3 separate regions of the Mus musculus genome follow, and regions 2 and 3 are each linked to region 1. The links are chromatin loops, found by intact Hi-C in ENCODE. Cell type or tissue: left cerebral cortex. All regions are shown on one strand.

The links. A loop is a pair of places that touch in the nucleus more often than their neighbours do. Peaks named below come from ENCODE experiments on the same cell type or tissue, not always from the same donor. Only the 100,000 strongest peaks of a DNase experiment are listed, where the experiment ranks them.
Region 2: it touches region 1 in a loop (3-fold over the local background); 2 of 42 quality-filtered maps call a loop at or near these places.
Region 3: a loop joins it to region 1, with 5 times the contacts of the local background. A loop is called at or near these places in 2 of 42 quality-filtered maps.

Annotation. Positions count from the first base shown.
Region 1 is chr13:68,995,861-69,003,860 of GRCm38, forward strand. Adcy2 (adenylate cyclase 2) reads right to left here and starts at 3,681. Exons shown (of 25, transcript NM_153534.2): 1 at 3,214-3,681. The coding sequence starts at 3,435. Gm35161 (a long non-coding RNA gene) reads left to right here and starts at 3,685. Exons shown (of 5, transcript XR_873632.3): 1 at 3,685-4,805; 2 at 6,911-7,052. In left cerebral cortex, CTCF peaks have their summits at 3,809 and 6,508 (motif pointing right); DNase peaks (open chromatin) are centred at 1,044, 1,775, 2,159, 2,427 and 6 more places; H3K4me3 peaks cover 3,231 bases; H3K27ac peaks cover 4,605 bases.
Region 2 is chr13:68,886,646-68,894,645 of GRCm38, forward strand. Adcy2 (adenylate cyclase 2) reads right to left here. Exons shown (of 25, transcript NM_153534.2): 3 at 1,314-1,475. Among named protein-coding and RNA genes, the nearest start is that of Adcy2, 110 kb to the right of the region's middle. In left cerebral cortex, no CTCF peak of the experiment used is centred here; DNase peaks (open chromatin) are centred at 3,519 and 4,250; H3K27ac peaks cover 2,452 bases.
Region 3 is chr13:68,810,974-68,818,973 of GRCm38, forward strand. All of the region lies in intron 3 of Adcy2 (adenylate cyclase 2), which reads right to left. Among named protein-coding and RNA genes, the nearest start is that of Adcy2, 180 kb to the right of the region's middle. In left cerebral cortex, no CTCF peak of the experiment used is centred here; DNase peaks (open chromatin) are centred at 4,971, 5,282, 5,769 and 7,791; H3K27ac peaks cover 3,179 bases.

The DNA.
Region 1 (8,000 bases):
AAAGTTTAAGTGTCAATTAAGACAATACTAAATCAAAAGACATGATTATTTTCCCTCTTTATTTACTTTCATTTATACCTTGATACAAGGCTTCCTGTAGCTCACACTAACCTGGGACTCACAGTGCACTGAGAATGACCTTGTATTTCCTGATACTCTTCCTCATGTCTGCAGCCCTGGATTCCAGGAATATAACTCAATGACTGTTGAATATGGTGTTGTGGTTGGAACCACCCAGAGCTTCCTTGCTGCGCAAGTCTTTCACCTACTAAGCTATATCCCTAGTCCCCCACCCTTTTCATTTTGAATATAAATCCAAGACCAACTCACATAAAGAAAGCAGGAAGATTTCCATGTACTTGGAATACCCTGGGATCATTTTGTGACCCAAATCTACTAGAAGATAGGAGCTGTGTATAAGAAAACTGTCACCCGTTTTGTCACTGTGAGAACTCATGAAAGAGAGACGGAAATCAAAACCAGACAGATGCATGGGAATGAAAGAAACTATCCAAGAGTTTAGGCAGAAAAAAAATCCTAGATCTATTTCACTGTTGAATCACATGAGGGTTTAGCTATTCCAGAGGGTGCTCCAAGATGAGACCCCTCAGAAGTCAATGCCTGCTCAGTCTGAAGTAAGACCGCATCTCCATCCACATAAGCATGGCTCTAACTCAACCACATCTAACTTAACCACATCTCTGGTGCTCCTACCTTAACTGTCTTTGAAGATCTGGACGGGGTGGGGGGGGGTCCTGTTTGAAAGTGGAGATACTGCCTACAATTTTTCAAGAAACAAAAGAGAGATAAGTCTTTGTGAACCTAGGGGTCACACAGTCTCTGCTCCTGTGTTGAGGTATTGGAAGACAGTGCCCACATCCCTCAGGCCTTTCTCCTTTCATAGAACGCTGGAGCCCTGTTCCTCACCAGAAGGTAACCTTTGGACTAGATCCAGGCATCCTCCCTGGAACATGTCTGCAGTTTACACTGAAAATTTACATAGTGGGCACGAAGCCAACCAGGAGCATGGAGGAACAGACTCCATTTCATGTCGTGTGTGGATCTTGCTCTGGGTGACAGCCAAGTTAAGGAAATACCAACTCTGGTTACAATGATTTAGCTGAATGAAGACAGGTGTGGAAATGATGAGCATACTAAGGAAATACAATGATGCCCCTTAAAATGGCATGAGGCCCTAGCCCTAGCAGAAGAGCTGTTGGCTGCTGATGGCTTCTGCAAGAAAGGGTGGTTTCCCATGCACCAATGTATAATCTCACTGCTATGCACACATGGACGGCACAAATGGACCCCAGGTTTTTGTTATTTTGTTTTGCTTTGTCTTTTGGTATTAAAGAAGAGAGGGAGATAGACTCTGGAGAGATTGAGGGAGTGGAGTGAAGTCGGATGTGATTAAATACATTGTATATGGTATTTATCTATGAAGGTTTCAAAGACTTTTTAAAGGCTATCTTTCCAACATTTCAACTAAGCAAAACAGAACATAAAAGAGACTCTTTAGGGACAAATGGGAAGAACAAAGGCAACTTAGAAAAGGGAGCCTTAAGTCCCTTAAGTTCTCCTGGCATGAATTTCTCACGGACCCATTCAAGAGTACCTAATTCAACGTGGTTGAAGTTGGAGCGTTCTAACCTGGAAAACAAAGTAGTGTGCCTGGGGAACACGAACTTCGCACTTGTCTCCCTAGACTAATGGCACTATAAATAGGCCATCACCTGCTCCTCTCCGTTTAGGAAGGAACCAGCCAGAAGGATTTGAATTACTCACAAACAGAAACACTTAGGAGGAACACGTTTCCAAAGGACAACTGTGATGTTTTCTTGCCAGCAATGTGAAAGTGAGGTGAGGTCTTTAAAGACTGTTGGCCCCGCCCGTGATCCCGCCCCCCTTCCCCAAATCTCTCTTTAAGTTCTTTTTGGTCTTATAAGTAGGGACAAGCAAGTGCGGCAGGGGTGGGGCTGTCGTCTTCTCACACCTAGGCTACCAGGATCAAAGGAGCTCCCTGCTTGGCCTGCTACTGGAGAGGGCCAGTGACGTCATAGTCTGCCACGTTGGATTATCTTTCCTTACCTCATGGAACTCAATCAGAAAACAGGACCCACGCTCGTGGGGGACATTTAAAAAATTGTACCGTGACTGAAACTTTTTCCTCCCGATTCATAATGTGAGCGCCATATGGTTCGGATATATAAAACGAATTGTCAAATACCTAACAGAGTTTCTGTGTCCTTGAGGCAGCGTGAGCTGAATCTGCTTGAGACTGGTGAAAACAGGCATGTCTTTACATTCTAAGCTCTGGGAACACCGTTCAGCAGAAACATCCCGCATTATCCTCTAACCACACAACTCACGAGCTGATCCAGGCCTCGGACAAGACAGTCTGCACAGGCAAATCATGGTCAGGGGGAAAAGTTTGAACCACACTGAAGAGAAGGGAGCGCTAAGAGGAAGTTACCGCCATCTACAGATTTCCTTACAGGGCTCCAGGGAGCCAGCCTGAGATTCCTGACTGAAAATTATGAACCAGAAAAACTGACATCAGCTATTGAGCTGCGTTAATGCTTCTAGCCGTGAAAACATGCTTTAACCATCAGCAGGGAACCATGATCGAGTCCTGCACTTCTCTAAAAAGGGGAAAGCAGCGAGGGTCCCTTCCATTTTTAGCTCACTTATAGTCTCTGGAGATGAGGCTTGGGCATCTGCTCAACACTCCATCACTTTCTCTCTACATGGCTAAACACGAAAAGATTCAAAAGCCAAGATGCACAACATTATCTGGTTTTCATTTTCGCTGTCATGAACTGCTTTCCCAAAGCACCTTGTTTTTTAAGAGTTAAATGATGCCCAGACCAAACTCAGAGAGGAGAGCCGGGGGCGTTCCGCGGACAGGGATGGGAGGCAGCTAGCGCGCCAAGGAAGCCTGAGGACTGCCTCTGCTGCGGGCAGCGGCGCCGGGAGAAAGCGCAGAGTTGGCCACGGGGCGCAGAGATGCTGAACCCACACGCCCTGCCCGTCCACCTGGAGCAAGCCCTGGCAACTTTATTTTGGGCAAAGCCTTCCAAGGAAACTTTTCCTCTGTCCACAGCTCTCGCCCTAGCCAGGCCGGCCTCGGGCAGGGCACAGGGGTGAGGAGCAGCCTGGGGCGGGACACGGTCGCCTGCGCGGTCCCCTCGGAGCCACGGGGAGGCCACTCACCAGCCCGAGCGCGAAGAAGACGGCGAGCAGGGCGAGGCAGGCGCCCATGACGATGAGCAGCAGGAAGACGATGAGAGGGTGCTGCTGGCTCATGCAGTAGTAGGACTCGTAGAGCCAGTCCCGGGACCGCTGCAGCCCCTCGCCGCCGCCCGCCGCCGCTGCTGCCGCCGCCTCGGCGCGGTCCCGCAGGTAGCGGCGCCGCCGCATCGCCTCCTGCCACATCGGGGCGGCTCGCGGGGCGCCCGCTGTGCGCGCCCTGCCCGGGCAGCGCCGCTCTGTGGTCACCTACCGCCTGCCGCCCCCGCGCTTCGCGACCCGCCGGCTGCCCGCCCGGAGCTGTGCTCAGGGGCCTCGGGCGCGGGCGGAGCTCGGAGCCCCGGGCTGGGCGCGCTGACGCGCGGGCGGGGGCCGGGGGCGGCCTCAGGGCAGCTCCCGGGCGCCGCCGCCGCCACCACCGCTCGCGAGGGCGGGAGCCACCCGGCCCCTCGGCCCGCCTCGCCCCACCCCGCGCGCAGCGCACCGGCCTCCGCGCAGGGGCGGCGCCGGCCCGCGCCCACCACCGCCCCCCGACGGCCAGGCTGGGCTCCAGAGAAAGCTTCAGACCGAGTCCTTGCCCTCCAGCCTGTCGCAGGCTGCACAGTGGGGCGCCTCCTCCTCTCGCTTTTGGACTCCAGCCAGGCAGATTGGGGCTTCAGCCTTGTTCTCCACTACAGCAGAGAACAGCCTGAGGGCTACTGTTGGGCTCCTGGAGTCTCCCACCTGACTGCCAGAGTCCCCACTGCCTCTCCATGATCTCACAAGGCAGCAGTGTAAAAGGCTGCCATGCTTTAATACCCCCCAGCCTGGAGAGGGGGTCCCATATCCCTGACCACCCCTCTTTAGTATGCCTACTTAGCAAAATGTGGCTTCTTTCTCACTTTCTCTATTGTAATTTGACTCCCAGTACAGAGCAGGAGTTAGGACCCTCCAGGACTTGTGGGAGTCCTTTTGAAAGAATGGCCCCCACGAACTCAATTACACAGTGACTGGAGACACCTGTGGTCCTCAGGCAGCGGGCCTCTCCTTTTCTCTGCCTTTGCTCTCCGCGCCTTAGAAGTACCCTATGGACCTCTGTGTTTGGCATCGCAGATCTCCCCAGAACCCTTTCAGTCAGACAGGGATGGCACAGAAGTTGGAGCAAGGAATGAGAATCATCCTCTGTGGGCAAGGTTGGCTTGGGAATCACTCATCCCATGCCGCTTGACACTCTCGGGGACCAAATGCACGAAGCATGACAGACCTAGCTAGATCCTCGTGGACAGGCTGGGCAGGCATTTCGTGGTTGTGACCTCAACCTTTGTTCTTTCTAGATGACAGGACTAACCACTGACCTTCAAAAGACTGCTTCTAGAAGGTTCCTATTTTCCTGTCCTTCCATCCAAAGAACCCACAAGCCATTTTTCTCCCCCAAATCATTTTCTAAGGAGTCCAAAACACAACACCGCCTCAAGAGCTATTCCACATTCTCTGTCAGCCCGGAACTGCCTTAGACCTTTGCATGTTCCCTGACAGCAGCCTGCCTACCTGAGTTGCAAGCCAGCCAGCATGAACAGGTAAGCTGAATAACTGTGTGACTCTCAAATGCTGGACCTAGGCCATGCACAGAGTCTCAGACCCAGGGATTTCCAGGGATTTTATTTTTGGACCCAGAGAGTGAAGACACAGCTGTGTTCTCAACCTCGATAGAGGGCAAGGATGGAGTTAATGGGAGAGTTGACTTGAAATCCAGGACATCCCAGCTTTCCTCACCCAGTCCTGGAGGAAATCACGATGGATCCCTAATAGTGAAACCAAGCTTGTCATGGAGCCTCCCTGCCCTGCTTGACCTCTGATAAACAAAACCTCACCCTTTACCAGACATTTCTATGGAGCCTCAACTTCTCCTGCAGGCTCAAACCCTCTGATTGACTGGGCCCTTTCTTCTGAACCAGCAACCATAAATTTTAAGGTTGTATAGGTGTTTAGACATCCCGAAAGCAAGCCTCAACAACAAATAGCACTAATGAATAGAACTTATAAATAGCCAGGGCTGATCCACTCGCAGGAAACATGGCTAAGTAGGCTGTGCAGATTCTATGTGCAGGACTGTCTAGGTTAGGCAGAATTGTGCATTTCCAGTCCCTCCCTGCTAGGGAAGTTCTGTTACTCACCTCCTCTCCAGCTCCCATTTCCTCACTGCTAGCACTAAGAAGCATTCTCCTTCACCCACACGAGAAGGAAGAAAAGACAATCAGTGATCTAAGTATAAAGGGTGGGGAAGTGTAAGACCTATGAGGGAACAGCAATGCTTAAGTACTTTCTTTTCTCTAGCAGAAAAGAAAAATGTATTTTAACATCCGTTGTCCATCCATGACATATGTGGTAAGAAACTGCAGCTCAAGAGATTTTGTTAAAGTAATCTTAAAATATTTTGTAAAAGTGAAATAAAGACAAAAATCTAACTGGAAAGACCCTGCATGTGCCTTTAGGGGGTGTTTAGTGTCCCACTCTTCCATTTAATTAAACAAATATTTATTTTGTGCCTACCATACATGCACTAAATGCTGATGGGGGGGGGGAGTATAGACAGCCTGGGGCCATTGGAGGTGTTCCCTGTGTCCTTAGAAAGACAGAGACCCATGGAAGCAACCAGGAATAAAACCCAGTGTTCCTCTCTGCTTTGCTCTCCCTCTCCCTCAATGGAGTCACCACACACCAGTCTTTGGAAGGAAGCACCATGGCAGTTAAGGTGGTGTCTGCCTCCTCTGTGGTCGCATCAGGACTTGTTGTTCTGTTTCGTTTGGGGTGTTTATTTTTTATGAGAGCCTCTGTCAATGTTTCACATGCAATACTAAAAAGAAAAAAAGTGAACTATTTAAAATGATTGTTATTCTGTCAGTGTTTTGGTATCCATGGGACCAAGAATCTTTTACAAAGTTTGCAACAGTTCTTATTTTTGAAAGGGAGGCAAAAGAAGAGGAAAGATAACCCCTAAGCGGTGTGAGACAAAATGAGAAATAACCTTTAGTAGAAAGCCAAGACATGAAATATAGGCTTGTGACAATAAAGGGACCCTAAGGAGTCCTCTAGCTCATCTCTGCGCCTTCAGGTGTCAGCACTGCTGCAAAGCAGTAAGGCATATGGAGCAAGGGGGCTTGCCCATAAATGTACCCTGCATCAATTTGTGACAAAATGCACAAAGAAATCAACTATGGAGGCTCTAACTAGGCCTGTGGGAGGAAAAGAACATTTGAAAACGTCATCTTTCCTGCAACGCTAGAGGGCACCCTTCTATCTTGCTAGGGAGAAGCAGCAGGCAGGCTCTCTGGGGAGGGGCTTAAGTACTTGGTGCAAGGTTTTGTTACCTTCACTTTGAATTCTTAATAGTTTTCAAAAAGGAGCCTTGCACACTGTAGATGGTTCTACAAATTAGAAAGCCAGTTCTCCTAGCAAGTTGTATCCAAAAGGTTTCCTATCTTCGCCTGTAACTGGAGCCTCTGAATTGTCTGGCTGCAGGCAAGTTTTTTCTGTGCAAGACTCTGCCCATGCCTCCTGATCAGACCTCCCATACCCTATGCCCCATCTCATTGACTGAAAACAAAGTTATCACACTGCAGGGCAGGTTTACGCACAAGTGAGTTTTACTTTAAATGAACCCATCTCTTCGTTCCTGTTTCAGATCCAGTTGGATTAGTTCAGTCAATAAGGGTGTTGTCATACTCCTCCCAATGTCCACAGAGTCCACAATGATTAAATAAAGGCAAGCCAGGAAGCACACCAAGGACAGAGGTGGACACGTGCCAGCCAACACAGGAATACAGGTGAGAGGAGCGTAGTGCTTGCCTGTGTGTTCATCTTTCTCTCTGGCAAGTATGTTACTAAAATACACATATAAAAAGGATGAATGGTCTGCCAAAATTTTCATTATCACCGTGGAATATGTTTTATGTTCTCAGCTAACATTTACATTTTTATTGAATCAGACACTTTTCTTTGCTGTGGCAAAAATCACTGAGACATCTTTAAGGGAAGGATTGATTTAGGGGCATGAATTTAGAAATCTGGTTCACGGTCACTTAGCACTGTGCATGGTTCAATAGAAAGGAGAGGAGAAGGAAGTGGCTCACAATGATAGACAAGTGGAGAGATCGGGTAGGAGTGGAGAGATGGGAATGGATTTGGGGATGAAGATAAAGAGATCAAGGAATGAATTCACTGATAAAGTTTGAGCTTTTTAATGTTTAATATTGATTGTCAATTTGACAGATTCCAAAGTCACCCAAGACAAACCTCTAGGTCTGACTATAAGGGAGTTTCTAGTGGAGTTTATTAAGTGGACAGTATCATTTCAAGGGCTGAGGTCCTGGGAAGAATACAAAGGAGAAACCATCACTAACCTCTCTGCTTCTGGCTGGATACAATGTAATCAGCCACTGAGCTCCTACTGCATGATAGACTCTGTCTTTGAACTGTGTGCTACAATAAACCGTCTTTCATTACATTGCTTTTGTTGGTTATTTCGTAGCAGCAAGGAAGAAAGCAACTAAAATAGACCCACATGATCCTACTAGTGCCTCCCGCTGAGAACCAAGACCAGAGCCTTGGCAAGGATGTGTGGGGAGTATGATCCTCCAAATTAGAGCACTAAATACATTAAAAATTGTTAGGGAATATTCTAGAAACATCCTAAGATTCAAGTATAATATACTGAGAGATTATAGCACTGTGCTACACAATGCTATGGCATTGTTTAAGAGTATTTCTCTCCA
Region 2 (8,000 bases), 110 kb before region 1:
GTGCTGGCTGGCCTCCATTCGTCAGGTGGTACAGATCCAGTACACAGCGTAAAGCTGGAGACTATCACCTTTGCTCTCACTGCGGACAGAGGATGCTATTATACCTTGAGTTTCATAATGACCTCAAAGGCTCTTGTATTGAAGGATGGGTTTCAAAACAGCAGAGCACAGGTGAATGGGTAAAGAGCACTCTAACTTCATGAATAGATTAAACCACGGATTGGTTCAAGGGTGGATGGGCTGTTAGGGAGTGTGGCTTCTCAGAGTTAGCAGGTCACAGTGGGCGTGAGGGCATGTATTTGAAGATATACTTGTCCCCCAGACCCTTCTTCAGCGTCTCTTCTTCCTGACTACCAAGAAGTTAGTCATATGTATTCACCCCATGAACACCTACCCAGTTTCTCTCCCTCCACAGACGTCACATTGGTTATATCTCAAACTCCCTTTTTTTTTTTTTTAAGTCAGGATGCAGCTCAGCAATAAGAGGAATACACAGCATTCCAAGGCTCTGGTTCAATTCCATCACGCCCCAGAATTAAATGACCCCATCTATGGGCACAGTGCTCATCACACTGAAACTTGTATACCTAGTACATTTTATACTGTGGAGATATTTGTTGTGACTACCCCAAGACAGCAAAATAAAACATACATTTTTTTTTCTCATAAAAAAGGACACTGTTAGGAAGAACTCCAAATCGCCAACTCTCGTGTTTATGGATACACGTAAAGGGAATCAAATAGCTTTTAAAATGCTTTTAACTAATTAAATAGAACAGCTTCTTGAAATATCACTTATGAGCAAAGCACAAATTTGCCGCTGTAGCATTTTAAAAACTCTGCTTTTTAATGCTCATAGATCTGGCAGAAGACTGAGAAATTGAAGTGTTTTTCCCCCCAATACTCTGTAAAGAGAGATGTTGGGGGTGATTTATGCTTCTAATTATATGATGTCTCATACTAAAAGTAAGAGTCCTAAAAATTATAATCTATAATAAGATTCCAATGTATACCTTTGCTTCCAAAATTATATCACTACTCAGCAATCAGCAAAATGGTGTGTATACACTCACACACACACATATATGCATATATACATATACATACACACACACACACACACAATTATTCTGTGAACATTTTCTAATTGCTGCTAATGGCTAAGTGACTAATGACCCTGGTGGAGGAGGACAAGGCTCAGCAGCCCTTGCAGACCATGTCAAGGAGCAGCCAACAAATCCACCCTGGCAGCTCCGACCGATGCTAGGAAGAGCTCTGAAAGGCCAGTGGCTCCCACGAGGAAGGGTACTCACCTGCCAGAACAGGTGCTCCTTGGCCCCTGGTGTTGCAGACAGGTAGACACTCAGCACTATCGTATGAGATGAAGAGGTGAGGACGCTGGCGATGATGGCATCCCTCATGTTGAAGGGAAGCATGGTGTACACCACGAAGATGATGAAGAGGAAGAATGACACCTGTGGAGGGAAGAAAACAATGAAGCATCAGAAAATCCCGGGTTCAGTTATCATTAAAGGAGGCCGAAGACGACAACACCCTCATTTGAGAAACGACATCATCACAATATAGAGTCAAACAAATACACTGAATTATAACAAGCCTAGTGCAGGAAGCATTGGCGGTGGAAATGCGAGGACCCAAGGCTGAATCCCTGGAACCACGTAAATCTGGGTGTGGTAGTCACAGAGTCCTGTGGAAAGATAGGAAGCGGACACATAGAAGATATCCAAGAGCTTGCAGGGCAGCTAGACTCACGAGGGTCATTGAAACAAATGCTCAAACCCTGTGTCAGGGCGGAAGGAGAAAACCAACACCTGAGATTGTTCTCTTTCCGCCATATTTGTTGTAGCACATGCACAGATATGCATATACACAGATTAAAAGGGGGAGGGGAGAAAAAACTAGCTTGCCATTGTGATGGGGAAACGGTTTCTTGTGTGGGACTTCAAATTTTAGCAAACAAACTACCGCATACATGAGACTGAGCTTGGGGGCGCTTGTGTGAAAGAGCAAAGCCGGTCTCGCATCCCTGAGGCTTGGAGTCATTGCTTCTGAGTTACCAAAGGTGCTTGGGTGCAGATGGTCCCGCTGTAGTGGAACAGGTTAGTGCTCCCTGGCAAAGAGATTAAACATAGAATGACCCTCTGATCCTATGGTTCCACTCCTTAGAATGATATTTTAAATATATGCATGTACATTTTAATCATAGGATTTGCATATCAGTTAAAAGATGAGAACACAGATACCCAGCAGTGGGTGGATATCACCTGTCATATCTGCACACCAGAATGTGATTCACGAATAACGTGGATTAAAGCTTTGGTATATGATACAATGTGGAAGAGCCTCAAAGGCTCCACATTGTAAGATTCGCTTTATATAGACCATGTGTAGTTAGTAAATCCAGAGACAGGAAGCAGATGCTGATGACCTGGTTGGCAAGGTCTGTGAGCAGGCCTGTGGGGCAGTAGAAGCACAGAGATCGCACAGCAATTGTAGACTTCCCTTGGGTGATGGGAAGGCATTTGAGTTGGACAGAGATGTCCATTGCCCAATACTGAGAATGTACTGAATGTCTCTGTATTCTTCACTGTAAAATGGCTAACTTATATTTTATGAATTTCACTTTTATAAAAATCAATATGAAACCACTCAGAGAAATTTTGAGAATGGAAATGAAAATGCTTACTAGGTAATAAAATGAGAGCATTTTTTTTCATTGCAAATGAGCCAGAGACAGAGGAGCAAGAGAGAGAATATAAGCATGTGGTAACTATAGCAAGAGAGCCTGAGGTCATAGGCCTCAGGGGAGAGAAAGGCATGTGACTACAGTCATATACACCATGAGAAGAGGACACAGAGACCTGGTCAGCTGTGTGGGCATGGCCAGATCACCACAACTGTTATGGTGTGTGTTTTCTTTGAGTGTCCAAGTGTGAATGACCACCAGGCTCTGGTGACCACAGACTCAGGACAATGCAGCCCAGAGAGTGGTGGGCTTCATCTTCTCTTGCCCATTCTGCACATTTACAACATAAAGGTCTTGTCTACCTCCATGCTATGGTTCCAGGATGGCACTTTGCAAGCTGTCTTTGTATTACCATCACACTTGCAAGACTACACAGAAAACAAGACGTTTACAGCCTAAAAATAACTGAATTCCTAAAACGTGTCCTTTTATTTTCTTCAGGACATTCTAAGAAGGACATCCATTCATTCCTCAAAAAAAAAAGCATGGGTTCCTCTGAGGGGGCAGCATCTCCTACAGAATGAGGAGCGAAGGCTCGATCACAGCTCTGAGCCGTTACAACTGAGGGGATGAGTCTGCCATGCATGCCAGCTGTCTTCATGGCTGAGAGAAGGGCCACCCTTCCTACCCAGCCCCACTCTGAAGAGACAATGAAATGGGCTCTAAACATCTTCTCTATTTGCTGCAAGTTCTGTCATCGTGGAATGACAGCCAAGGAGAAAGCCATCGTGGGTGGGCAAAGTGACCAGAAGTCCTCGGGAAGCCTGAGTTTGGTGTGGGCCATCTGCTTCAAGCCCCCGCTTCCTCCCCTTCAAGCTATATTTATATGGGCTGTCAGGATAAAAAATGTGGGTGAGCAGATTAACATAGCCATACTTTTTCTAGCAAACATGTTTTTTTCTTTTGCCTCTTCAAAATAAAAGACTATGGAGATGTTGCTCTCGGCAGAGCACTAGCAGTCAGCATGACACACATTCCGTTTTTCCTGTTCTGTGTGTGGATGAGACCCAGCACTGCTTTCAGGGGCACTTTATGCAGTGAGCAATGATCTGTCCAGACAGAACAGGATTGCCTCCCTCAGGAAGCCTCCCTGAGGCCAGTATATGAAGAAAATGTTCAGGGAACCAATCACATTGTTTCAAGTCAGTTACTAACCTTTGCAAGCATTTACTGAGGGCTAACCTAGCACGATTACGTTTCCAAAGTTGAGGTAAGCAATTGCAACAAATCAAGCCCAGGGTTCCAGCATTGGTGCTTCAAGAGCTCAGGCAAAGACCCCTGTGTCACCCACCAGTGTGACTTGGCCAATGGAAGTCAAGTTTAAGGCTTCTCGGAGGAATGGCCTTTACACCTTATTAATCTCAATAGGTTTTCAGATCATTAGGTCTAGTTTCTAACTCCAAAGAGCACTGTATGTAAATGGCTCTGGCACATCTAAAAACATGTTGGGCAAAATGCTCCAGAAACTTCTCTTGCAGTCTCTAGGGTTTCCATGTTACCATGGGGACATGAGATTCCTCTTAGCTGTACTTTTCTCTCTGTGTGGGACAAGAGCCTCAAAATCAAAGCAAGATCACTGTTCTCAAGACTGCAGGAAAGGCAGGTGGCAGAGTATCTGAAGTGGCCATGTTCATGCCAGTAAAGGGGCCACAAGTACTCGTTCTCACTGAACCTCTGCAAGACACACACATCTTCCTGACTTTCGATTTCCACTCCTCTCTAGCTCTCAGAGCTTTTCTCTCTGCTCACTGACCTGTTCCTTTTGTACCCACCTCACTTTATCTGGTGATGGCCCAGTTTCCAATCACAAAGGCACATACCACCAAAGCTTATCCTTAGCCATGTTCTCTTCTGGCTTTGAACTTCCTGTGTACATTCCTGGTATCTGTCTGTTGTTCTGCCTGACATCCATGACACTGTCTCAGGGCCTTTCCACCTGGCAAGAATATAGCTTATATAACACACTCTCTCCCTCTTCTGACCTCTGACAGCTCAGTGAATCCTTTCTTGTTTGTATCCACTCAATTCCTGTCTCCATGTTTCAAGACAACCAGTTCAACTTCCTGTCACCATTTTCTTCTCGGTTAGGGGAAGTTTCATAAGTGTCTATGAAGCATAAACACAACTAGTGTGTCCTCTTAGAGTAGAAAAAATAAATGGTGCATGATATATCTTGTCACCTTTTCTCCCTGGCAGTCATAAAATGACAGTGTTGGAACTCCTCTAGTATATATCAGGAAGTGAGGATAGAAGGTCTCAGATGACTGTAGTTATGCAAACACCTGATTCGTATTTGTAGTATTATCTCCCAAGTCAATAAGCAGAGCTCAGCTGGTCTAAATCCATACCAAAGCTACATATCCCTCCTCTGTCCCATTAACGTTATATTTATAAAAGTGGATTACTTTTATATGATCAGTTTGCTTTTTAAAACAAATATTTTGTGGCACAAATCTATAGATGTGAATATATTGATTTCACTAGTTCACGACTAGTTCACTTATGGCATATGCTTTCCCTGAGTGCTGATCATTCCTAGCAAGGCAAGTACCCATGAACTGATTTTAATATGTGTCCTCTGATCGACCTTGCTTCAAAATTCTATTTTCCCTTATCCAGATAATACTGCAAAGCTTGTGCTTCTGAGTGTAGAGATCTATGGCTTTTCTTTCTTAGATGATGGCCTTCTCTGGTCTGCCCTAAGAACTCTGCAAGACATGACACATCTAGTGCTTCTCACCAACTTCACTCATCATGTTTATAGTTCCTATTTATAGATTAATGCCCCCCCTTACACAGTGAAGGATACTGGTACTTTAACAGCACACCTTGATTTACTAAGAGCCAAGACTGCAGTGTTCAGGGCTGCACCCGATGTGGGAACTGCTTCGTAAATTTTGTTGTCTTTACAAAATGTCTATTATATGTGTTAGTGTGACACAAGCTCATCTTCCTCAAAAGCACCTCACAAAATGCATTTCTAAACAGTTCACTGTCCTCTTTGGTATAATTAGCTTCACCATTAACTATAAACATGTTGATTTCTGAATTCACATTTTTTCTATTTAATGAATCAATTACAAAAAAACAAAAAACAAAAAAACAAAACCCTTCAGCTCTCTATTAGACAGACACTGGCCAGATTCTCATAGCAGGCAGCTGCAGTAAATCTGGGAGCAGCCCCTGCTCACAGAGAATGTAGGCTGCAGTACCTACCATGGCACCTTCTCTCTGATCCAATCCCTGTAATCCCTGAATCCTACATAAAAGACTTCCCAGGACTGCAGTCATGAAACTACTGTTAATCAACAAAAGGGAAGAAATGGCACAGGCTTTGTGCAGTCAGCCTGACAGTTGAGACTTTTTGGGATGCCTATGTACTTTGGGGTTTCCAGAAGTCAGCCCAGAGGGATTGTCACTTTCAAGTTCATGAGGAAACATGTTGCTTTAGGATATACCAGCTAAGGAGGCAAACAAACAAACAAACAAACAAAAAACAAAACAAAAAAAACCCTTATTCTGCCCAGTGCTTTGTGCTCCTAGCAATACAAGCTTGCAAAAAGGAATTTTGAAAAGGTAGGAGTGATAGGGGCGTCACCCTGTCTATCTGAGCAGAAGGAGCTAACTCTTCTTTCTGTGGATTAAGACTGACTCTTGCCAGTCTGGAGAGATCTAGACTTGGAAAACTAGAAGCATCATTGACTTAACTACTTAGAGTCATATGCTAAGTGTGTCAGCTTCTTTTATCTGTCAAAACAAATTACCACATGTTCAGTGACTCAAAATGTCAACAAAAAAAGTTACTCTTATTGTTGAAAATCAAAAAGTTTAAAATGTAGGTGCCAGCAGGGCTGGGTTCTTCCAGGGAGATTATGGGAAGAGCTGCTAAGTATATGCTCTTCGAACTCTTCCAGCACTGGACGACTTGGGCATTCACTTGCTAGAAGACATGCCATTCTAGTCTCAGTGGCATTATTCCAGGGTATCTCTCCTGCTATCTGTGGGTGTCTTTACCTGGCATCTTCTCTTTGCATCTTTGTAATACTTTTATTTTTTTTCTTTCCATTTTTTATTAGGTATTTAGCTCATTTACATTTCCAATGCTATACCAAAAGTCCCCCATACCCACCCACCCCTACTCCCCTACCCGCCCACTCCCCCTTTTTGGCCCTGGCGTTCCCCTGTTCTGGGGCATATAAAGTTTGTGTGTCCAATGGGCCTCTCTTTCCAGTGATGGCCGACTAGGCCATCTTTTGATACATATGCAGCTAGAGTCAAGAGCTCCGGGGTACTGGTTAGTTCATAATGTTGATCCACCTATAGGGTTGCAGATCCCTTTAGCTCCTTGGGTACTTTCTCTAGCTCCTCCATTGGGAGCCCTGTGATCCATCCATTAGCTGACTGTGGGCATCCACTTCTGTGTTTGCTAGGCCCCGGCATAGTCTCACAAGAGACAGCTACATCTGGGTCCTTTCGATAAAATCTTGCTAGTGTATGCAATGGTGTCAGCGTTTGGATGCTGATTATGGGGTGGATCCCTGGATAAGGCAGTCTCTACATGGTCCACCCTTTAATCTCAGCTCCAAACTTTGTCTCTGTAACTCCTTCCAAGGGTGTTTTGTTCCCACTTCTAAGGAGGGGCATAGTGTCCACACTTCAGTCTTCATTTTTCTTGAGTTTCATGTGTTTAGGAAATTGTATCTTATATCTTGGGTATCCTAGGTTTTGGGCTAATATCCACTTATCAGTGAGTACATATTGTGTGAGTTCCTTTGTGAATGTGTTACCTCACTCAGGATGATGCCCTCCAGGTCCATCCATTTGGCTAGGAATTTCATAAATTCATTCTTTTTAATAGCTGAGTAGTACTCCATTGTGTAGATGTACCACATTTTCTGTATCCATTCCTCTGTTGAGGGGCATCTGGGTTCTTTCCAGCTTCTGGCTATTATAAATAATGCTGCTATGAACATAGTGGAACATGTGTCCTTCTTACCAGTTGGGGCATCTTCTGGATATATGCCCAGGAGAGGTATTGCTGGATCCTCCGGTAGTACTATGTCCAATTTTCTGAGGAACCGCCAGACGGATTTCCAGAGTGGTTGTACAAGCCTGCAATCCCACCAACAATGGAGGAGTGTTCCTCTTTCTCCACATCCTCGCCAGCATCTGCTGTCACCTGAATTTTTGATCTTAGACATTCTGACTGGTGTGAGGTGGAATCTTAGGGTTG
Region 3 (8,000 bases), 180 kb before region 1:
GAGGGGCCTAGGGAGCCCTCCCTATTCCCTTGAATACCATCAATAAAGTTTGTTGCACCCACTGAAATGGAAATAAATGCTACTGGAAACCCAAGATGTATCAAGGACTGTTTAAAATACAGATTACATACAATCTTATGTAAACAAAATTATATAATATTCAGCTCTCTTAGACTTATATGAAAATGTGATTTTTTTCTCCTAAGTAAATCACTCCATTGTTCCCTGCTGGAGGACTGCTCTGGCTTTTGGGGAATGGCTTTGGCATTGGATGAAGGCCAAAAGGCTGATGATCTCTGACCTTGTAAGAAACTTGACTCTTACTTTATAATTCTTTGTGCTTGAACAAGCACTGATCTCTGGTGATGAACATGTGCTGTCTAGCAGGAGGAGATTTATCTTTATGGCTCTCTTCTCTCTTACCCAGGAGACTTGCCTCTCCCTGGGCAGGCAAGAGGGAGGGTTGGAGCTATTAATTCCTTGTGAACCATGCAAAGAAAGTCATGCGTTTAGAAAGAAAAACTTGTTCCCAAGCAAAGATGCGCGCACACACATACATACATACACACACACACACACTTAAACACACACACACATATTCTTGTCAGGCCCAACCAACTGTCTCATCTACTCCATAGGTATTCATGCACACTTATATACACACACCTATACTTACACATGCACACACACACACACACACACACACATATTTGGTGGATGGAGCAAAAGCCCCCATAAATAAGTTCTACTAAGCAAGCACCAACACAGAAAAAAATCTTCACTCATTCTAGATGAAAAATAAGCTCCAGCCTTTATTGCTCAGAGAAAGCAAAAGCTTCTCTACCTTTTTATTGCTGAATGAAAAAAAAAAACCACCCTTGTATAAAAAAGCCCATTTGCTTATTGCCATTGTTCTTAGTTTTTATACTTTCCCAGGAAAAGAGATCACATGATTTTCAGGCATCTCTACATTGCATAAGTTCATTGTAAATCTCATAAGTTTCAGCAGGAATGTTTACATGAGATTCCATTAAGAATAATTATCTAATTAAACATTCATTATCTGTCACTAGCTTCACAAGTTCATTAAAAGTTTAAAACAGTAATTCTTATGTCATAAGTTACGATGGCTTTGTCAAGAGGCAAATTATCTGCCTAATGTCTCATTAGTTTTGGTGTTTTAAATACATAAATACAGTCAATATTTTATCTTTTGTCCTTGCATCTACAGTAAATTGTCCATTCCCAGTTTATGACCTATAGTTATCAGACAATGCTTTCACTGTTAACCTAGAAGGAATGTTTTCCCTGGTCATAAATTTGTTCCAAGCCTGCTTTATATCCTAGTGCAATTAGCCTGTGACACATGAAGGTTTATAAAGCCATAATTCATATTGTAGAGGGCTCAAAATTACTTATATAAATTTATGAGTTCTATAGAATCATTATTAGGAATTATGAAATTATCAATTTGTCTACATAGCATTGCTACAAGAGATTAAGTACATCTTCACTCATCGGCAGAAAATCTGCCCAGCATGGTGAGATGATGCCCAGGAATTATTATACTATTTTAATAATGACAGGAAAGGCATAACAGCTGCAAGAAGTGATTCTGAGATGAAGTCTCTTTGGGCCTTGCCTTTTAGAGTTTACCCATAGCAGTCCATGAAATGATATGGGCCATCTTCTGAAAGGTCACTTATATGCTTTTGACCTATTCTAGATGGATCCTGACAGTAGCCCCTTTCACATTTACTGAGGAGGCCTCACAGATGCTTTACATTATATTTGATATCACAGTGATGCCTTTATGTGTATGCACTGTCCCTTCCTATAACGCGTGCAGGTGCCACCTTGAAAAAGCCATGATGACTTTGGACATGAAGTTGTCCATTAAGATTGAGCCTGATGAGGATACAGATACACATTTCATTCTCTAAAAGGAAGTGAAACCCATCCAGGCCTGACATCTGCTCGGGACACTAGAACATCCAAAAAAAAAAAATTGAGGAGAGGGTGTTTGGTTGGCTGTCTTAGTACTTGGTTGACATGCCCCTCTCCATGGATGCCCTCTGTAAGCCAGTGGTTCTCAACCTGGCTGACACTGTGACTCTTTAATACAGTTCTTCATACTATGGTGATTCCCAGCCATGAAGTTATTTCTTTGCTACTTTGTAACTGGAATATTGCTACTGTTATGAATCTTAATATAAATTCCTGGTATGAAGGATATCTGATATCCAACCCCTGTGAAAGGGTTACTTGATCCCTAAAGGTACCATGACTCATAGGTTGAGAACTGCTAGCTTAGTTATAATAAAAACCTTTGGGTTCCATGTCTCAAATAGTGCATTCTTTATGGTAACCATGCAGTCTGACAGTCAGATCCTGGTTCTTGATAAGGGGTTAAGTTTCTACATGTACATTCATGGCATATACAGGATGCAATGTACTTCTGGTGTTTTGGTTTTATAAGAGCAGCTTAGGGAAATGTTTTTAAGCACCTAGGAGAATGGCAATGCCCAAAGATGCAGAAACATGGCTATTTTCTTGGAGGTGGTGTTGGGGGTTATATCTATGGCCTCAAGAGTGCCAGGCCAGCATTTTGCCAGTGAGCAACTTCCCAGACTGAAATGCAACATTAGCACAGGGCTCAGAACTCCAGCTGTGTTAACAGCACACTCACGGGTGAACTCCACATAAGTGGCTTCTTGCTCCAAAAAGAGAAGGTAAGAGGTGGCACTGTACAACTCTCTGCTCTCCTTGAAATCTTCAATTCTTGTGACAAATCACTACGTTAATGTTCACCTTCGCCTACCTCTTTAAAGAGCCAGTCGGCAATGTGTGTCTTGTAGCTTGAATTATTCCAAGAATCCTACTTCAAACCTCCTGAGGTTTGAAGCTGATGTCCAGCAGAGGAACACAGGGTCCTAGGTAGATGAAGGCTCTGTGTCAATAGGCTTCCCTACCAGGCCTGTCTTCTGCCTGATGACATTATTTCTTAAATGAAGGATAACTTGCTCATGAGTCCATTGGTGTATATTTAAGTATGCCCATTGGAACAGATGCCTCATTCTTATCTGATAAAACAAATCATGCTCAAGTCAGTATGTGACTCTATGGTTTCTGGTTATAGGGACCCTATTGAGAATGTCACAGTTAAACATTCAGGGCAGCAGTATCTGCAAAGCTATATACTTCTGCAGTGTTTTGGGGAAGGCTGTCAAGAGAAAATGCTGTGCAAATGCATCTTCTGCCTCAGGGAAGTGATTGGAAAGACAAAGTGAAGCTTCCCTGGATCATTTCCTGACAAGTGTCGGGGCACTAGGATTCGAATTTGGGTGTGCCACACAGGCACCTTGCACACAGAAAAGACAGGTGCATGCCTGGAATCCACTCCAGGAGGTTCAGTTAATTGATCTTTAACATAATTATCTCCATGGGACTATGCTGTGCAGGACCAATGGAGAAACGTAACGTCAGGTACAAAGCAGAGGAGTCAGCTTTAGCACTTTCAGAGCCGAGCAACAGTCCGTGTGGAGAGAAGAGCTGAGAAGTTTTCATCATGGATGGAATAATGGAGAATGCTAATGAGGACACACAGTGCTTCATTATCCAAACATGAAATGTGAGGCCTGGATGAATGCTTTAAGCAGAAGAAACGATATCCTTCCACTCACTTGGGGGAATGGGGTGTTCTGTATTGACTGTTGAGAGAAGAGAGCACCTGTGAAAAGGATTAGGCACCTCCAGGAAGGAGGGGAAAGGCAGAATGGGTTTGATAAGAGTGAGCCAAGGCCAGCTCTCTCATGTCACTATGCTGTGTAGGGGGCATTTCAGAGGACCATGGCAATGGGTAGACTCGGTGTCTAGGGAAGGAAGTCAGTAAACAGAGTATAACGCTAAGGCCTAGATTCCTGGGAGGACTTGTTTCCTTATGACCTACGAAAGGATGCTTTGAAATGTGCCCTCTCAGATGATGAGCTATATACTTCTGTGTACAGATAAATTGTGCCTCTAGGCACAGAGCCAATATACAATAGTTTTCTAAGGAAACAGAGACTATCACATTAAAACTGGATACTATGCCAGCCATCTGAAATTATCTATCACTCCTGTGTTCTTCTGTTGCAGCATCCCAGTGTTCTGAACTGGCTAGTCTGGGTGAGCAACTGTAATAAATTTAAAATCAGTAAGAAGGACCGTACTCCAGAGCCTGCAAGAATGTACCCAGAAAGAACCCAGCTTACAACCAGTGCTCCATGTATACGATCATGAGCCAAGTCCACATTTAAATATCAAATTGTCTTTCATAAATAATTTGTTTTCATAAACCAATTTTTGTACTAATAACAGAGATGAAATATTGTTTGTATAATTTTTCGTGTTTCTGCTCCATTTCCACTACCACATTCCATTGGTTGGAGACCCAAAGGAACATACTGAGAACATCGAGTGAGTCTCCCCTCCAAGGGAGGCACAGGCCAGTGTCTGTATCCCACCCAGGCCCTCAGCAAGAGGTTTCCTTCATGCTGCATCAAATCTGGCATCAAAACATCTGCTAGCATCCCCTCCAAAATAACGTGTCTCCCCATCTAATTAACAGCTCTCTCTCTAAGGTTGACCGCAGTCTTAGGATGACAGCAGTGGGGTTCTGTGCCCACAGCATTGCATTCCAGAAAGCTCACCCCTGTATTTAAATGGGGAGAAACTCCAGTTCCATGGCTTATCTACTTTAGAGTTAATGACTGCCTACTAAGCTAATAGCTATTTTCATTGCAGCAGATGAGACCCCGTGCACTAAGATCTAGAAACAGCTGGTCTGGTCTGTTAGTCAAGACTTTCCTACCCCTGTGTCTGTGGGTGCTTGCACTACCCCCAACACATACACACAAAGACAAGGCAGGGTAAAACACCATATGTCTGTCTCCTCAGGCTCTCCTGTGATTGGATGTGGCAAGAAGCCAGATGAGTGGTATGTGGGAGGAAGGGTTCTCTTGAAACTTAATTTACCGAGAAAGAACAGCAGGTGCAGTTCTTGGGATGCATCTAACTTCCTGCTCCCTCTGCTTGGTATTTTACCAGATGAAGTGGTTGGATCTGCAGTAGTCTCTCACAACTGTGTGGAAAGCGAGTAGACCCCTGGAGGAACCAACCCCAACATCACTAACACATTGGACCATGGGCAGGATCCATTCTTCTGAATGTTTTTATGCAAAGCAACTGATTCCCATTTGTTCAAGCTTCTGTATTTTGGCTTTCTCTTTCTCCCAGCCAAATTTAAGGCTGACTCATATTTGGGAAGCCCAGGTGACTCAGCAAACAGCCTTGCCTGTGTCATAGCGGGAGCTCCATGCAGCTTTTCTGAGAGTGTTTGTAAATTAAATGAACAAGTTGAGACCACATATAAAAGCAATGTATATGGTGTACCTTAAATAGTCTGGCAAACCAATAAGAAAAGAAATTCAGAACAATAAAAAAAGTCACCCTTCATCTAGAGGCAGAAATACCAAGATAGATTTATATGGTAGATGTCTACCATTGTATCATAAGACCAACTAAAAGGGACCTTATGAAGGTAGTTATAGAGAGAAGCACAAAAGGGACACTGTGAATTGGCTCAGTGCCCGAAGGGCTGAAGGATGAGAAATAAAGGCGATGAAATGAAGAAGACATTCAAGAAATGACCACTTGGTACACTCTAAAAATATATCCAAAGGTGGCCGTGGATACACCACGTTCACTACTTGGCTACTATGTGGGAGGTGCTGGCTTCAACTCCATCAGAGTCCAAACCAGACCAAATGAAACCAAAGAGCTAGACAATCAAAAAAAAATACACCCCTCCTTCAAGGAGCATTTTATATAATTATGGGTTGCAAGCTCCGATGGGGGATCTGGATTGAGTTCAGTGTGGGTGTACCCGCCTGGTACCTGATGTGCATCTTCTCTATTTACCAGTATTTATTTTAACTTTATGAGACTGTTCTATAATCACACTGTTTCTCTCTTCCCTTTTCTCTCTTCAAACCCTCCAATACACCCCTCCTTGTTCTCTTTCCAATTCATGACCTATTTTTTCCCATGAATTATTGTTACATACATATATGTATATGCATATATGCCCCTAAATACATAAATACAACCTGCCCCGTCTGTATAATGCTATATGTATATATGTTTTCAGGACTGGACCATTTGGTACTGGATAACCAATCCTTGTGCTCTTCTCTGGGGAAGACTATTTGTCCTGTGCTCAGAATATCTTAAGATAGTGAAGACCAAAGGGTTGTGGACTTTGATGTAAGATTGTGTCTACTAGGAATGTTGGAAGCACCCTATCATTGCCTGTTGCTACTCAGTGGTGACTCTTCCACCCACTGGAAGCCCATGACAGTGACTATGGCACAAAAGGTGTGATAAAACTTAAGAGTTTAATATTATATTATCACGGATGAGAGTCTCCTCAAGCCACATGAGGAGAGATGACAGAGAGGAAAACCCAAGTTGAGATGAGGTCTAGACTACTGTGAGGCATCCATGAGCTAAGGAGTACAAGAAGTTACTAGAACCCACAGAAGGTAAAATAAGGGCCTATGCTTCGGTCTCTGGAGGAAAGGTCTCACTAACTACACATTGACCTTGTCTTGTGAGAAAAAAAACCTGCCTTTGCCACCAAATTTGCAGCACGGTGTCCTGATGCTGTCCTATGATCAAGGCAGAGAATCTGAAGATGAAAAGGAAGAAGAGGAAAGGATCTCAAACAGATGAAAGACAAACAAGTGGTCTGGATGTGACAGGAATGACTGATATGGGAGTGTGTGCATATTTGTGCGCATATGTGTTTGTGCATGTGTGTTTGTGTGAATGTGCACATGTGTGATTGTGCATGTGCATATGAGTGTATATGTGTCTGTGCACTGTGTGCACATGTGTGTTTGTGCATGTGTGCACATGTGTGTTTATGTATCCATGCATATGCATGGGTGTGTGAGTGTGTGTTGTTTATCATGACACTGGTTGCCATATTCACCAAATGAAGGCTTTTCTCTAAGTAGAAAGCCTTGTTTCTCAAGCGCAAGTGTGACTCAAGTTTGGAGTTTGGGACCAGTGACTATTAGAATGTGCAGAGATTGCCTTCTGATATAAGGCTTGCAGCCAGACTTTTCAAATGTCCCAATATCTGATCTTTGCATATTACAGAGGTCTAAGATGCAGATGTCCTTACTGACTTGGCCTTACCTGAATGTCTTCCATGGTTTTTCCTCTGTTCATTTAAAAGAAAACCTTTGATTCTGTCAAAAAAAAAATTAAACTGGTCTAAAAATTACTGTCAAAAAGAAGCCAGTAGGAGCTATTTGTGAAGGACCGGGTCCTAAGCAAAGATCAGACCACTGGGCTCCAGAGCAGAGATGGGCAGCTCTCAGCATAACTGTGAACATCAGGACCTGTCTTGGAGCCCTCTCTGGAACCCAGCTTTATCTCTCATTCTAAGAGATCTCAAGATCTGTAACCTGATGACTCCCAGTTCTTGGCCATCTGCTAAATTGGTAATGTCCACCCCAACTACAGCTGGACTCCTGAGCATATGAGAGGTTCTATCTTGACAATCTCAAATTGCTGAATGCTTCCCCCAAATTCACCCTGGTACATGTACATGATCCAGCCTCCACACCTGTCAGGCTCTGCAAGCTTCCAGCCTGCCTCCTGGCATTTTCCTGTGTCGTACATTATTGTCAGCTTTCATTGAGCATTCCTGGGGCTCTTCTGTTCCCACCTCCACACTCTGGCTTCTTAGATTTGCTTTACTCCTTTAGAATTCCAGCTAAGTGATTGTGTTGGCAAGTATGGTCGACACAATGCTATTAGTAAAATGCCCCACAAATCTGTGCTTCAGTCCTAGACACGGCTTCCTCTCATAACTCACTTGTGACCAGCTACCTGGCACAATTCTCTACCCAGTGGCTCTGTAAGATATTCTACAACACGGCCAAAAG